Regions from separate parts of the Homo sapiens genome. Here region 1 is linked to region 2. A link is an interaction called in ENCODE POLR2A ChIA-PET data of the cell type or tissue named here. Cell type or tissue: MCF 10A. All regions are shown on one strand. Each heading gives the region's core, and the rest is flanking DNA. Links, peaks and the distances in the headings are about the cores only.

What was found. Peaks named below come from ENCODE experiments on the same cell type or tissue, not always from the same donor. Only the 100,000 strongest peaks of a DNase experiment are listed, where the experiment ranks them.
Region 1: POLR2A ChIA-PET joins it to region 2 with 6 read pairs; 2 of 35 experiments call an interaction of 5 or more read pairs at or near these places.

The regions. Positions count from the first base shown.
Region 1 is chr13:21,195,961-21,201,336 of GRCh38, reverse strand. No RefSeq gene overlaps it. Among named protein-coding and RNA genes, the nearest start is that of MRPL57, 22 kb to the right of the region's middle. In MCF 10A, for the core only: no CTCF peak of the experiment used is centred there; no DNase peak of the experiment used is centred there.
Region 2 is chr13:20,991,574-20,996,949 of GRCh38, reverse strand. The region is part of intron 2 of LATS2 (large tumor suppressor kinase 2); the gene reads left to right. Among named protein-coding and RNA genes, the nearest start is that of LINC00367, 45 kb to the right of the region's middle. In MCF 10A, for the core only: no CTCF peak of the experiment used is centred there; a DNase peak (open chromatin) is centred at 2,999.

The DNA of each region.
Region 1 (5,376 bases), core at 136-5,135, 200 kb before region 2:
AACTGGGTAAATGACTGTGACCAAAATGCTGATAGTGATATAGGCAGTGAAGTCCAGGCTGCTGAGGTCTGAGATGGAAGTGAGGAACTTATTGGGAACTGGAGCAAAGGTCATGAGTGTTATGCCTTAACAAAGAACTTGGCTGCATTATGTCCATGCCCCAGGGATCTGTGGAAGTTTGAACTTAAGAGTGATAATTTTGAGTATGTGGCAGAAGAAATTTCTAAGCAGCAAAGCATTCAAGATGTGACCTCGTTGCTTCTAAAGAACTATGCTCAGATGTGGGAGCAAAGAAATGCCCTAAAGTTGGAACTTAGGGAAACAAAGAATAAAAATTTGGAAAATTTGCCACCTGAATGTATGGTACAAAAGAAAAGTCTCTTTTCAGGGGAGGAACTCAAGCAGGCTGTGGAGAAACCACTTGCTAGAGACATTTGCATAACTAAAAGAGATCCAAGTGCTAATATCCAAGACAATAGGAAAAAGGCCTCTAGGGCTTTTCAGAAGTCTCTGAGGCAGCTCCCCCCATCACAGGCCCAGAGGCCCAGGAGGACTGAATGGCTTTGTGGGCCAGGTCCAGGGTCCCTCTGCTCTGTGCAGCCTCAGTACACTGCTTCTCACATTCAGGCCACCCCAGCTTCAGTCTCAGCTCAGAGGACCCCAGGTACAGCTTGGGCTGCCACTTTGGAGAATGCAAGCCATAAGCCTTGGCAGCTTCCATGTGATGTTAAGCCTGCAGACATAGACTGCAAGAGTAAAGGAGGCTTGGCAGCCTCTGCCTAGATTTCAGAGGGTGTATGGGAAAGCCTGAATGCTCAGGCAGAAGCCCACTGCAGGGGCAGAGCCCTCATGGAGATACTCTACTAGGGCAGTGCAGAGGGGAATTGTGGGATTGGAGCCGCCACACAGAGTCCCCACTGGGACACTGCCTAGTGGAGCTGTGAGAAGGGGGGTCACCATCCTTCAGATCCCAGAATGGTAGATACACCAGCAGCTTGCATCCTGCACATGGAAAAGTGGCAGGCACTCAATAAGCTGTGAGAGCAGCTTCAGGGCCTGAACCCAGCAAAGCCACAGGGTCAAAGCTCCTCAAGGCCTTGGGAGACCACCCAGCACACCATGTGCCCAGAATGTGGGACATGTAGTCAAAAGAGATTATTTTGAAGATTTAAGACTTAGTGACTGCCCTGGTAGGTTCTGAACCTGCATGGGGCCTGTAGCTCCTTTCTTTTGTCTGATTTCTCCCTTTTGGGTTGGGAGTATTTACCCAATGTCTGTACCCTCATTGTATCTTGGACGTAAATAACTTGTTTTGATTTTATAGGTTTGTAGGTGAAAGGAACTCATTCTAGATGAGACTTTGGACTTGGGACTTTTGAGTTAATACTGGAATGAGTTAAGATTTTGGGGGACAATTGAGAAGCCCTGATTATATTTTGCAATGTAAGAAGGACATGAGATTTGTGGGGGGAGGGGGCAGGGGCTGAATGATATTGTTTGGATATTTGTCCCCACTGAAATCTCTTGTTGAAATGTACTCCCCAGTGCTGGAGGTGGGGCCTGTTGGGAGGTGTTTTGGTCATGGGGATAGATCCCTCATGGTTTGATGCTGTTCTCAGGCTAGTGAGTGAGTTCTCATGAGATCTGGTTGTTTAAAAAGTGTGGCATCTCCCCTGCCACTCTTGCTCCCCCTTTGTCTGCTGCCATGATTGTAAGCTTCCCGAGGCCTCCCCAGAAGCAGATGTTGACACTGTGCTTCCTGTATAGCCTGCAGAACCATGAGCCAATTAACCTGCTTTTCTTATAAATTATCCAGTCTCACGTATCTCTTTATATCAATGCAAGAACCACTTAATACACTGCATACTAGAGATACAAGCATATGTACTAAAGGTATGAAGTATGATGATTATAAACCCTAATTTCATGGTGGTGTTTATCTGTCTGTGGGGAGGTCAATATGCAGCCTGGGACTGGGTACCCAGAGGGCTTCCAATGTACTGATAATGTTTTATTTTTTCCATTGGATGGTGGATGCACAGTAGTTCATTGAATTATTCTATATGCCTTGTGTACATTTTAAATATTTCACAATATTTCCAAATAAATATTGAATTAGTTATAAAATGAAAAGCAAAAAGAGGAAGCAATAAAGGGAACTCCAATTTGGATTTATTGTTGATCTATGAAGATGAATTGTGTAAGAATCTTGGCAGAAAGGAAAATTTCAGAACAGATTCATGATGCTGAACATATTTACATATACCCTAGACTTTGGGGAAAGGAATTTTAAAAAAGAAAATATGTAAGAGTTACATTGACAGAGACTCAAATTTAAATTATAAGTATTCAAGTCCAAGGGATGTAAAATCCAACCAAGTGGTCGACACACAGCCCTTCTCCAGTGCCCCTAACCACCCCTGGGGGTTTGTGCAGAGCTTGGATTTTACAGGCCCTCTTCATAAGGTGGAAACAGGGCATCACCAAAAAGAAGCAAAACAGAGGCAGGAGCTATAGAGCAAGAAGACTAAGCCGAGAATAAGCTGATGCTCGCCAGAATACTGGAGCCCACAGAACATCCCTGCAGAGCAGAAAGCCTCCTTAAAGGCCCTGGCACCTGCCCGGGATGTGGGAAGGTCTGGTGATCTCCAGTAGCTCACAGAGGCTGAGAGCGGTCACCTGGCTCCTGGTGGCCCCTGGGGAGCTCTTCCAGCAGGAGAGAGAGCAGAGTCTTCAAAAGCCCATCACCAGCCAGCTGGCCTGAGAGACAGCAGTTCCTGAGTGGCTCTCTGCTTTCAGGAACTCAGATCAGAAGGCACGGAAGGAACTCACAGCAGGATCACACTGCTGTCATCTGGATACCAAGGACCAGGACATGGGCCAGGAAGCTGGTGTCTGGCAAGTGTCATTTTGTTTCAAAAAAGGCAAACAAAAAGAATGTCAAAAATTTGATTTTAATTTTTTGGCAGAAGACTTCCTCCCTTTCTCCTGTCCTTTCTTTTTTCCTCTTCCTTCTTTCCCTCCTTCCGTCCTGTCATCCTTCCTTTTTCCCCTTCTCATTCCCTTCCATCGCACTTTCTGTGCCCAGAAAATGACAGCAAGCTGCCATGCACCACTGTGCGAGTCCTCTTGCTCCTTGCATTGTCAGCTGCATTTCCATATCGTATATCTAGACTCCCAATTATAGGCCCAGTGCTGTTTTTCTTTATTATCTCCAGTGTCTGGCACAGTGCTAGTCATGAAATACACTTTCTGAATATGTTTGTGGAAGGAAGGAAGGAAGGAAGGAAGGAAGGAAGGAAGGAAGGAAGGAAGGAAGGAAGGAAGGAAGGGGCAACCCCCCTGGGGTTAATGCTGCCTGTGCTCCCTGAAGTTCATGAGGCTATGAATAAAGAATGAGGACCCCCTGTTCCCCACCCTCCCAGCCTTGTGGTGGTGGCTGGGTGTGCAGGGATGGAGGCTGTGTCTTTTGCAAAGTGTCCTCCACCCGAGGGCAAAAACTACATCATAAGTCAAAACCAGCAGGGGGGCCTCCCGAGCCATCGGTGCACGTAGCTCCATGCAGTGCTCTGTGAATGCGCCTCTGGATGTGTGCAGGTGCATGCGATGGAATCTATCTGATGCTATGAAGGGTGGTAACATTTGAAAAGGGGTGACGGGGAAGGAGAAGAAACACCTGTGCTCCTTTGTAGGTGAAGAAGCACCCTGCTTCCTTTGTAGGGGTAGTTTCAGAGGAGGCTGCTCAAACTGAAGGTTTAAAGAAGATCCAGGATCTCATTATACCTAAAATCTCCAAAATATAAAAAATCATCATAACAAGAACCAGGACAGTGTCCATTTGAATGACAAAATACAAGAGGCACCAACCCAGATGTTGGAATTATCTCACAAGGGTTTTAAAGCAGCCTTCATAAAAATGTTACAATAAGCAATTACAAACACTCTTGAAACAGGTGAAAAAGAGAAAATCTCAGCAAAGAAATCAGACACATAAGAACCAAATGGAAATTTTAGAACTTAAAAATACAATAACCAAAATAAAAACACTTAATGGATGGGCTCAACAGAATGAAGGGAACAGAAGAAAGAATCAATGAACTTGAAGACAGAACAATAGTAATTAGTCTAAACAACAGAAAGGGCTGAGTGGGGTGGCTCACCCCTGTAATCCCAGCATTTTGGGAGGCCGAGGTAGGTGGATCAACTGAGGTCAGGAGTTTGAGACCAGCATGGCTAGCATGGTGAAACCCTGCCTGTCTCTACTAAAACTATAAAAATTAGCTGGGCATAGTGGTGGGTGCCTGTAATCCCAGCTACTCGGGAGGCTGAGGCAGGAGAAACACTTGAACTTGGGAGGCAGAGGTTGCAGTGAGCTGAGATCATGCCATTGCACTCCAGCCTGGGCGACACAGGGAGACTCTGTCTCAGAAAAAATAAAATAAAATAAATTTTAAAAATGGCAGAAAATAGACCAGGCGCGGTGGCTCACGCCTGTAATCCCAGCACTTTGAGAGGCACAGGTGGGTGGATCACGAGGTCAAGAGATGGAGACCATCCTGGCCAACATGGTGAAACACCGTCTCTACTAAAAATACAAAAATTAGCTGGGCGTGGTGGCACCCACTGGTAGCCTCAGCTACTTGGGAGGCTGAGGCAGGAGAATCACTTGAACCCGGGAGGCAGAGGTTGCACTGATCTGAGCTCACGCCACTGCACTCCAGCCTGGAGATAGAATGAGACTCTGTCTCACAAAAAAAAGAAAAAAAAAAATGGCAGAAAATAGACCTGTGGCTAGGGATGGTTGGAGGTTGGAGAACATAGCCTCCAGGGACCTGTGGGACTGTAACAAAAAATCTAACATTCTCATCACTGGAATTTGAGAAGAAGCAGAGAGAGTGGGAGCTGAAGAAGTATTTAAAGAAATATGGTTGAAAGTGGTGGCTCATACTTTGGGAGACTGAGTTGGGCAGATCACAAGGTCAGGAGTTCGAGACCAGCCTGGCCAATATGGTGAAACCCCTTCTGTACTAAAAATACAAAAATCAGCAGGGCGTGGTGGTGGGTGCCTGTAGTCCCAGCTACTCGGTAGGCTGAGGCAGGAGAATCCCTTGAACCAGGGAGGCAGAGGTTGCAGTGAGCTGAGCTAGCACCCCTGCACTCCAGCCTGGGCGACAGAGTGAGACTCCGTCTCAAAAAAGAAAAGAAAAAAAAAGAAATATGGCTGAAAATTCCCCAAATTTAACAAAAGACATAGACCTTCAGATCTAAAAACCTGGGTGAACCACAGACAAAATAAATACAAATAAATCCAAGCCAAGACCCAACATAAACTTCTGAAAACTAAAGACAAAGGGAAAAATATCAAAAGTGGTTTGA
Region 2 (5,376 bases), core at 191-5,190:
GCCATAGTATTTAGCCCTACTAGCTTCTATTCTACAGCCAATCTGACAAAATAATTTTTCATTTAATATTTATGAATCTGCAAGAATAGCCCAGAGGGTAGCAGATAAGGGCTCCAGGTAAGAGCCCGTCAGACTCTTATTTTGTAACCATTGTGGCTCCCCAAACTGTGAGGCATAGAGTTTATGCCATGTCAGGTTTTGCTGAATTTGATATGGAGTGTGAATAATAGTATCAGTTCTGCCTTCAAAGTATCCAGAATCTTCTATCAGCCCAGGCACGGTGGCTCACACCTATAATCCCAGCACCTTGGGAAGCTGAGGCAGGTGGATCACCTGAGGTCAGGAGTTCGAGACCAGCCTGGCCAACATGGCAAAACGCCACCTCTACTAAAAATACAAAAATTAGCCAGGTATGGTGGTGGTTCATGCATGTAATCCCAGCTATTCGGGAAGCTGAGGCAGGAGAATTGTTTGAATCTGGGAGATGAAATTTCAGTGAGCCAATATTACGCCACTGTACTCCACCCTGGGGGACAGAACGAGCCTCTGTCTCAAAAAAAAAAAAAAAAAAATCTTCTACCACTCTAATGTAGGTAGAAAAAAAATGCTTCTGGACTGGATGTGAGATGTGAATGAAATCTCAAAGTCAAGATGCTTCCAAGGTTGGGAGCCCTGAGAGAACTGGTAAGTTAGAGGCAGGAGATTGGGTTTTGCACATGTTGAGTCATCTTACTCTTGCAGCAGGTGGCATGGAGTGGTCACTGATGAAGGAAGTGTTGAACACTGCAGGTATCTTGTGCCAAATCTGGTGCTCATATGATGGCTTCAACTCCAGCATTGAGATCTGTCTAGAAGAGAAGGCTTAATTTATGGGCGTGGTAACCAACTTCAATGGATTAGCATCCTTTTTCTATGAGACATTAGCCCAATCCTAAATTAAGCTTTCCTAAATTAAGCTTTCTTGAGGGTTTTAGGAGAAAAATTTAGTGTGTGAGGGATTTTCTTGTTGCACGTGGCTAGGTGACTGACACAAAGTCATCAAAGTCTTGTTAGCCTACCACATTACTCTGTAAATAATTAGTAATTGGTAAATAGTGCATGATACACACATTCAAAGAGCATTAAGATTTTGTGAACTTCTGTAGAAGAGGCTGTCCTGAAGAATGGCACGTGTGCAAACTAGATAATGGAGTAAAACTTGGAAGTTGCTGCTGTTGATAATGTTGATTTGAAATTCCCTTTAGCCTGTGCCTTGGTGCATCTCTGCTGTGTACCTTATCTCCATCTTCCACACACCAGGGCAGCCTGCCCAGTGGAACAGACAGTATCTTCTTACTCCCTGCTTGCAGCTCTTTCTTCCTTTCATCTATCCTATGTCACAGTCTAACTCAGTCACTCACTCAATCATTCATTGAACAGATATCTGCTGATCTCTTTCTACACGCTAGACACCAGAACACATACCTGAACTGTCCTCGCCTTCAGTTGGCTTGCAGCTGAACTCTTGCTTTGGGGCAGGGCTGCTCACCCTTTCCACATCTTGGCATGCATAGACGTGGATAATGTTTACACAGCAGCCTGAGGTAAGCTGGAAGAGACTGGAGGTGTCTATTGAGGCTTGGGGAAAAGAACTCATTACATTTCTTTGTATAATTATTGTAAGAAGAATACACAGTAAAACATTAGAGCCATTAAATATCAAACATGCATAAAATCTACAATTACAGTTTTTATGTTTTTTTTTCCCAGAAACACATAAGATACCTTTGTGAACTGTAACAGCTAACCCTTAAGTGATGCTGATGCCCAAGCATGACATCTCCTTTCATCCCTAGAGCAACCTATTAGCCTTATTTCCCAGATGAGGAAACGGGCACTCAAAGTAAGGAAATGATTTGCTGAAAGTTACACAGCTGCTAAGCAGCAGAGGGGAGGGGTGAACCTAGGTGTGTGGCCTCCCTATCTGCGCCCTGTACCACTGCGCCATCCTGCCATCTTTTGGAATAGCCACCTACGATTCTAGATAAGGACCCTTAAATGATGATCTTTATACATTCTTCTTTTAAAAAATATTTTATTCTATTTTTTTTTTTTTGAGACACATTCTTACTTTGTTGCCCAGCCTGCCCTACTTCCTGGACTCAAGCAATCCTCCTGCCTCAACCTCTTCAGTAGCTGGGATTACAGGCATGCGCCATCAACACCCAGCTATTTTTGTGTAGAGACGGGGTCTCACTGTGTTGCCCAGTCTGGCCTCAAACTCCCGGGCTCAAGCAGTCTTCCTGCCTCAGTCTCCCAAAGTGTTGGGATTATAGGCATGAGCCACCACATCCAGCTTGGTCTCCATACATGCTTAAGAAAGGAAGGTGAGTGGCCAAGCTCCTCGGCCAGGCTTCAGCTGCATCTCTCTGACACACTCCTCCCGCATCCTGGCTCCGACCTCTTGCCATTCCCCCGACTGTGCACTTGTCTTCACTCTGTGACTCTGCATGTACTTTGTGCCCAGAGGCCATGTATTTCTGATGGATTTAGAAGTGGATTCCCATTTCCTTCAGTGTTTAAAACATAGCTCTATGTATATGTACAGTAGCATCTTCTGAGATTTAATGTACAGATAGGAAGTACTTACTTGCTAAAGAAGGGTTGATGGACAGATAACAAGGGCAAGCCTCAAAGGACATGGGTTATTTGAAGGGTTTATTTATAAACAAGCCGGCTCATGAGTACGGTTCACTTTTAGGACTTGAAACTCCCTTCTGAACATGAGTCTTCACTTGTGGTCTCCTTGCTGATTTTTCTGAGTTCCTAGATTTGATGCACAATAAACATACACATCTTGAGTAGTGGGTGCTCCATAAACAGGGAGGGAATTTGAGAACATCCACATTGACCTAGTCTGTCCTGGAGCTGTCCCTTCCTTGGCAGTCAACAGGTACTGGGTTAATGAGCACAGGCTGGTGATTCACCCTGCAGGAGACAGAGCGTTGGTCACGTTTCAGATGAAGCAATTGAACGGTTAGTGCTGATGGAAAGGCTTGTGGTTAGAGTCAGCCCCAATTGGCACATTTTTTTAATGGGCGCCAAAAGCTCCAGGGTGATCCCACAAAGATGTGGTCTTATATCGTGTCTTCCTCCAAGCTGTTGAGTCTTCGTAGACGTGATCTCATCGCATAGCTCCCGAAGTAGGCGGTGGTGGGAGTCTTATCTCCTGTCCCAGGTGGGGTCAGGAAGCACTTCCCTTCTGAACCACCGCTGCCTTCTCTCTGCAACTCTTCCAGGTTGTAAACACTTGCCCTTTCTGGTAGTCCAGGCGCCACTTTAACAAACAGGTCTGTTCTTATTACCATTTTCCAATCTGTCACTTCATGTCCCATGTCCCACATGGGCAGGCAACATGGCCTGCCCATGTGGCGGCACCTCCCCAGGCCTTCCACCTCGTGCTCCTCTGCAGCCCCTTGCCTGTCCCTGCCATCTTGCCATGCCCACGCCTGCATTGCTAAGAACACAGTTTACAGCCTGTGTTTTTTGTGCTGCCATTCTGCTGGCATATGGCCAGGACTGGAAAGCTTGATTCAGTATTAGACCATCATATATGGACAATAAGTGCTTAATTTGTTCTAGGCACTGTGTTAAGGGGGCAGAAGCAACCATGAGTAACATGGATTCAGGCCCTGCCAGGTTCTTCTTGTCCTAAGGGAACCACAGACACACAGCTGAGTGCGATTCAGATCATGGGCACCACAATGCCCTATCCAGAGGTGGGGGACACTCAGTGCTGCATCTCTCTCTGCGGAGTGGCTCTGTGACCATGGCCAGGCTTCCTGCTGCAGAGCAGCCCTGCACGGCCTCCCCCACTGTCCGGGGTCTTTCTGTATCTCCACCCCCCCATTTTTTTTTTTTTTTTTTTTTTTTTTGGAGATGGAGTCACACTTTGTCGCCAGGCTGGAGTGCAGTGGCGTGATCTCGGCTCACTGCAGCCTCCACCTCCCAGGTTTCAAGCAATTCACCTGCCTCAGCCTCCTGAGTAGCTGGAACTACAGGCACACACCACCATACCCAGCTAATTTTTGTATTTTTAGCAGAGACGGGATTTCACCATGTTGGCCAGGATGGTCTCGATCTCTTGACCTCTTGATCCACCTGCCTCGGCCTCCCAAAGTGCTGGGATTACAGGCGTGAGCCACCACGCCCAGCCATCTCCACCCCTTTCTTCTCTGCTGTCTGGGTAACTGTGGACTCCTTTCCGGAGCTCCCCGTTCTACATTTTCAGTTTCCTCCTGCCTGGTTGCCCTCCTCGTTGACCTTCAGAGTGCTCAGCCTTTCTTCTTCTGCTGAAGCCCTTTTTGTGGCCTTTGCCTGTTTTTGCCCTTGTCCCACAGCCAGCCTCAACGGTGTTCTTTTCTCTCTGCTCACCCTCCCTGTTTGCCTACAGCTCTGCGGAGCTGTCCTGAAAGGTGAAGGGGGCGCCTTCATCAGAGCCTCACCGCCCCGCGCCACTGGGCTGCATCTCTTCGGTACCCTCCTGCCTATTCTGTCTCCCCCATCTGAGTGCCTCCAGCTCTGCACCCACAGCCGCCCCCAGCCTGACCTGCTGATGCCGTATGTCCCAGTTTGAAAGCTTCCTCGAATGCCTGCAGACAGGAGCAAAACCCTGGAGAGCCTGGCCCCCATCTGTGGGTCCATCCCCCCATCTCCACCTACCCTTGCGTGCTGCTGCCATGGGCCCATCTTTCCCCAGGCTTCTGCTCTGGCTGTCCCATCTGCCAGGAATGCCTTTTCTCTCCCAGGGCTCTCCACCTGCCCAAAGTCTGGAACAGCTAGCCATGCCACCACCTCATCTTTCGGGTGGAAGGAGGCTTTCTCCTGTGGCCCTCATCCATTTTACCTGCCCTCTCCCGTGGTGGCCACCAGTCCCTGTGTTCTTCCCACAAGCAGTTTGAGCTACCTGTCCTGGACCGGTGTGGCTCCATGGGCCCCTGTTTTGTCTCCTTTCTTTCTTCTACGAGTCAGATCTCTAAGGGCCAGTCCTCCGCTGCTATAGCCAGCATGGGGCATTGTAAACAGTAGGCGTGTAATATATGACTCTTCGGCAGCTGCACCCTCTCCCTGGGGACAGGTTTCCTAGTCCCAGAGTTAGCCTGGAGGTGAGCTGAGGTTAAAGCCAGGTTCCCTGACTCCCACAGTTCTTCCCCTTAAATGTTTCTAGTTTTAGGTTCATCCTGAACTCACCAGTCCAACCACAAAAGTTTTCTGAGGAGAAGCAGAATTTAAGTCTCTTTCAGGCCCATCATCAAAATTCCCATATGTCCTTGACATAAGGCTAAATAGTCTATGGTGTGGCTTGTGCTAGGCTTTTGCCATCAGGTACCTGCAGGG